2 separate regions of the Mus musculus genome follow, and region 1 is linked to region 2. The links are chromatin loops, found by intact Hi-C in ENCODE. Cell type or tissue: heart. All regions are shown on one strand. Each heading gives the region's core, and the rest is flanking DNA. Links, peaks and the distances in the headings are about the cores only.

Evidence for each region. Hi-C counts contacts between places; a loop is a spot of excess contacts. Peaks named below come from ENCODE experiments on the same cell type or tissue, not always from the same donor. Only the 100,000 strongest peaks of a DNase experiment are listed, where the experiment ranks them.
Region 1: it touches region 2 in a loop (2.4-fold over the local background); 1 of 42 quality-filtered maps calls a loop at or near these places.

Annotation. Positions count from the first base shown.
Region 1 is chr3:78,898,940-78,901,856 of GRCm38, forward strand. No RefSeq gene overlaps it. Among named protein-coding and RNA genes, the nearest start is that of Gm38542, 36 kb to the right of the region's middle. In heart, for the core only: a CTCF peak has its summit at 1,270; a DNase peak (open chromatin) is centred at 1,192; H3K4me3 peaks cover 444 bases; H3K27ac peaks cover 400 bases.
Region 2 is chr3:78,690,068-78,692,984 of GRCm38, forward strand. No RefSeq gene overlaps it. Among named protein-coding and RNA genes, the nearest start is that of Gm36341, 100 kb to the right of the region's middle. In heart, for the core only: no CTCF peak of the experiment used is centred there; a DNase peak (open chromatin) is centred at 1,634.

The sequences.
Region 1 (2,917 bases), core at 181-2,680, 210 kb after region 2:
CCATATGACCTTGAACTTGGAGATCTCCCTGTCTTAATCTTCTGGAATCCATGGCCACTATGCCTCAAGATCTCCATACCAAAATCCAGGTCAGAAACTTCTATCTCCCAGCCTCCAGATTAGGGTTACTGGTGAGCCTTCCAATTCTGGATTGTAATTCATTCCAGATATAGGCAAGTTGACAACCAGGAATAGCCACTACAGGTTCTTTAACTTATACCCTTTATTACTGCAACTATGGTTACAGTCGGATCTGGGGTGTCCACACCCCGACCATGACAACACACTGATGCTATTGGAAAGTAGAACTTCTCTTAAGAAGTAAAGCCTAGAGTGAAGTCTTTAAGTTATGTGAGGACATGTTCTCAAAGGAGCTAACTGGGACCCAACTCCTACTGTCCTTTTGCCGAAACCTTTAGGTGAGTGATTTTGTCATGTGTTTCCTGCTGTGCAGGCCCAAAACAATATGGGACAGTCTTGTCTGGGCTGAAACCCCTGAAGCAAAGGAAAGTGTCTTCTTTGTAAGTTGATTGGCTCATGTATTTGTTATAGTGCAGAGAGCTGACTAACACAAGCATCAACTCCTCTGCTTGAAATAGCAACAAGCTGAGAGAGATCAGATGTCTGCGAAGCTTTGGGGAGGGATGGAAGTGTTATGGTCAGCACCGCACCATCCAGCAAAATAAAATAAAAACCATAGCAACACTCTCATGAATTCTTGACTTCCTCTTTAGAGCTAGGATTTCCCCCAAGCCAGTCCCCAGCCACCTCCTAATTACTGTTTTAGTCACAAAGGTATTTTGGTCCTTTTTCTCATTCTTAGGCTTCCCAAGCCTTCTTCTAAAGCCTGTTTCTTATAGCCAAATGTCTCATCTATTCCAAAGGGGGGAGAGGGGGAGAATCCGCCACATTCTCAGGATTCAGTAGAGTCTAGTGTCCGCTGGGATTTAAATTACAAATTGCTTCCATTATATATACAGAGCAGTCGGGTACAATAGACTCTTAAGGGGCTTTCTGTCTCTAAAGGTTTCCACTCTCTGTTAAGACTTTCCATACCCGTGGGAAGGTTGAACAATAGCCATATCTAAACCATGTGACTTCCCTCAACCTCCCTCACAGTTGACAGGTCCTCAAGGGAATCCCTGATCCAAGTTGGAACAATCTGATTTCCTGTCCCAGGAACATGAATCAGGAGCTTGACACTAGAGTCTGCAATTAGAATCACGTTATGGCTTGCATCTGAACTCCTGCCACATGGGTCCCTGGCGGTGTGTCTTCCAACCTCCCCAGCACTAGAATGTCCGACTCTTCTCCGTACTCAGACAATACTCAACTCCTTTCACTGCTGAAGCTAGGAAGCTCCAGTACATTTTACTTAAAACGTCCATAGTGAAGAGAGACTTTGGGAGACGTCACAAAGAAAGCCATGCAGATTCTCAGGGCAGGACACTTAACAACTTCTTCATAATGCCCAGGTTAGTGTGTGTCCTCTGACCAAGGAGCTAGCCAGCCATGGTTGCCAGAAAATGAAACAACTGTTAATTCTCTTATATCTGGATGGATTCATTTTATATGGCAATCCAGGGAACACTGAATAGGAAAATCACAGACACGAAGGCTTGAAGTTACTTTAAGGGCACCAGCAATGAATTCCAGGACTAGGTCATCATTGCAGAACAGCTGTGGATGGATCCTAGATCCTAGAACTCCTACACAACCATAATCTGGATTAAGAAGTTGGGGTAGCTGTCTCTTGTGAGACTATGCCGGGGCCTAGCAAACACAGAAGTGGATGCTCACAGTCAGCTATTGGATGGATCACAGGGCTCCCAATGGAGGAGCTAGAGAAAGTACCCAAGGAGCTAAAGAGATCTGCAACCCTATAGGTGGAACAACAATATGAACTACCCAGTACCCCCCAGAGCTCGTGTCTCTAGCTGCATATGTATCAGAAGATGGCCTAGTCGGCCATCAGTGGTAAGAGAGGCCCATTGGTCCTGTAAACTTTATCTGCCTCAGTACAAGGCCAAGAAGTGGGAGTGGGTGGGTGGGGGGAGCGTGGGGGGTACTTTTGGGTTAGCATTGGAAATGTAAATGAAATAAATACCTAATTAAAAAAAAAAAGAAGTTGGGGTAGAAGGTTGCCTAAAAGTTGTTTTCCATATATATATATATCCCATTTCCCAGATGCTGCCATTTCCAGGAATAACAATGGCGTGCTGCTGCCTGACAGATGTGACCTATTGCAGAGGAAGCCAGCTGTGTGAAGAGGCTGCTTCCTCTGCCATTCCCCCCTCCCGCGCTCTTGAACTCCAAAGTGAAACGCATAAATAATGTGGTCTTAACATTTAAAGACACACTCTTCTTCTGACTCCAGAAGGTGATGAGCAGTCTACCCGCTTGGCTTTCCTTTTATTATTTGCACTAAAAATTAAATCTAAAGTGGAAAGCCCCCTGCCTCTATTCTGCAGCTTGGTGAAAACAGGATAAAATACAGCTGCAGATTCTCTCAGCCCAGCCATGGCGTCTTCCTCCCTCCTTATCAGCACTTCTACACTCCGCTCCGAAGAGTCCACTTCTCTTCTTTATCTCTATAGGAATCAGAAGGCAATAGTTCAAATTGCAGAGAGGCTCCAGGATTAAAGATCGTCTTCCATTTTGTAGCCAAGAAGCCTTTGTTTTGTTTTATTTCTTTAATGAGAGACTGGACAAAGCAAAGCGGTTGGGGGGAGCTGGAATCACAGCACTACTTAAGCTGTGATATCTAATTTCAAACTTTGCCCTTAACAGCTCATTACGTCAGCTGTCATCTCTTTTTTTTCTACTGAAAATTGATCCCATTGTTCTTGTCCCAGTGAAAAGGCCCAATCTCAGGCATTTCAATTGGCCTCAGCTCAAGAAGAAAAGATCCTTTTTT
Region 2 (2,917 bases), core at 101-2,600:
TTCTCTTACCCTCAATTAATAGTCTTACAAAGGAGGTAGAACACAATATTATAGCTGCTACTATATTCAATTGGCTGCAATTTGAGACATATGCATTTGTATTCATGTTCACACACATCTCTACCCATTTGTCTTAGGCTATTTTCTGAAACTATCACAGGGTACATGAAAGTAGATAATTTATAAAGACCTGGGATGTATTTCTTACAGCTTTGAAGCCTAGAAACTCCAAGGTTAAGGAGCCTCAAGCTAGTCAGAGCTTTTTACTGTTCATCTCACTGCATAAGGTAGAAGAAAAGGAATGGTCTCATGAGGGAGAAATCGGGAAGAGCCCAGCTTGTTCTTATTTCCATACCTGCAATAATGGTGGACTTTCATGATAACACTATTGATCCATTTATGAGAGAAATTGTGACCTGGTTACCTCTGAATGACTCCTCACTTCAAGAATGTTCCCTTAGGATTAGGTTTTCAATACCTGAGCACTGGGAGAGGACACATTTAGTACTCTTAGCACCACCTTAGAAGGAATAAATTTAGGCACAAAACTAAACACATTCTCTCAATTTGACTTGGTTTATTTGGAGCACCAACTTCTGTTCAAGGTTTATGTATTTAATGTATTCTCTACAAGGTCAAGATATAGAATGATAGATTTTAGCCACAATTTTTTGAAGAAAAGGAAGAAAGGAAATAATTGCATGTCACATTTCAGCTGTCAAGTGTCTTCAGTGTGATGGAGCCATGCCAGTGAACTTCAAAGGACAAGCAAACAAACTTCTTCCTACGTGTCTGTTCAGCAAACCAGTGCAAGCTCACAATATTACCAAACCTGAAGGGATACTTTATTCAGATACCTTCATTCAGTGTTTACCATAGTCATTCATTTTTTTTAAAGAATTGCAAACTATAGCCAAATAATCAGCAAATGGATGTAGCAGCGAGAGAACAAGACAAGCATTTGAAGCCATAGTTTTAAACAGTCATAACCTATGTTTGAGTGTCAGAATGTTAACAAGACCTTCAGTTCCATGAGACATTTTTTTTTAAAATAAAAAGACAGACAAATCTTTGACATTTCATTTCTCTCTCTTCTGTGCTTTCAGGACCCAGATCTATGAAAGGCAAAGAATAACAATGCATTTAATGGAAAAGCCACTTTTCTTTTTTTGCTTTGCATATGAAAGCTTATCCAAGAATACTGGATGTATATTTGAGGCTGGGGGTGAAAAGAACAGCTCGTGTCACACTTTTTGAAGTGTTCCAAATGCTAAATCACCCTCAAACACTCTTTGATGTGACTTGGCTCGGAAATTCCCCCACTTTTGCCACACTCAGTTGCTTCTTTCCACTCTGTGAGCAACTCAGTCAGCTCTTCTCAGGGCCTGCGGGAACGGAGAGGAAGAAATTGACTTTTCCATAAGTCAAACTGCCACCTGCTAAGGATACTGCCCCTCTCTTTAACTCTGGACAGAATTAACTTCCTGGTTACTTCCCCGGGCTCAAATGGAAACAGTAACTAAACTGAGAGGCCTAACAGCTCCAGTATTGTAGGTTTCCAGGACAGAACAGAAAGAGGACATGAAAGTAAATAACTGCTTTCTCAGCCAGCAGGGAAGTGGACTGAGTCCAAATCTCACAACGCTTCTGGCATCTGGACCACTTATATAACTCTCATGAGAACAATGGCTATTGTCAAGTCTCAACTACGCAGGACAGCTCAACATCTCTCCTTTTCTTCCTTCATTTTTTTTTAAAATAAACTCTCTGTTGGTCACACTAAAACTGGGACATCATTTCTAAATCTTGTCCCTCACTGAGACTGTAAAAACAGACTATAGTCTGCTGTATCCAAGTCTCCCTGAGGGGACAAGAAGACTCCCCCAGGGGAAAGATATACCCCCCGGGCCCACAATACCTTCCTATGGGCATTGGTTTTTCCTGTACCGTAAAGTCTTCTAATCAGCATGTTAGGTTTCCTTTTTCTTTCTTTCATATTTATTTTCTGAAGAACTCAGTGACATTGTAATTGAGATTTCCAATGGGCATAAATATTTTAATGAAATATGTCAAGTCACAATTCATTTGTGTTGCTCCATTCATTATAACAGTGTCATTGTATCTCCTTTTGAAATCTGAGTAGCAAAATCTCTAAGACACAGCAATGACCCACAAAGGTATACAATGGATTCATAGCAGCACTTCTACTCATGGCATGCACAACTAAATTATTTCATAATTGAAAGATGGATTCCAAAGAAATGCCTGATTTTCAGTTTTGAGTAATTGTGTGGCTACTACAGATAGTGTGGCTGGAAAACTGTCTAATGAAACTCCAGGCTTCGTGCAGTCGCTATCACCTCCCAAGTAAACCAGTTGTCTGGAATGTAAATATTTACTTCTAATGTGTTTGGGGAGCATACAAAGTTGCCTGACACTACCTATTCAGCAAATACACAGTTGAGATAATGTAAGTTTCAGAACGGCATCTATCCAATAAATTCAAGAATCTGACTCAGAATCAGTGTCAACAGACCCTTTTAAACCCATATTTATTGCAAGGAGCTGTGCTAAGAAATGGAAATGCAAAGAGTCATATAATATAAGCTTGCCATAAAAGAGTTTATAATCTAATTGGGGGCATCAATCTCACACAAAATTACAGCATCCATGGTGTTAGGGAATATATGAGTGAGGAAACCAATAAATTCAGTATGATCTCATTGGAAAGCCCAGGAAATGAAAACACACAGCACCAATATCCTCAGTGAGAACACAGGTGGAGATGCACATGTCTGTGGCACATGTGAGTTCAGTGGCTTCTGGTTTCATGGAAACTAAAATTTTGAAAATGTTAGCTACGAATATGCTGCAGAGGACTCGTTCCATGTGAAAACACTCAAGCTTCTAAATGAGA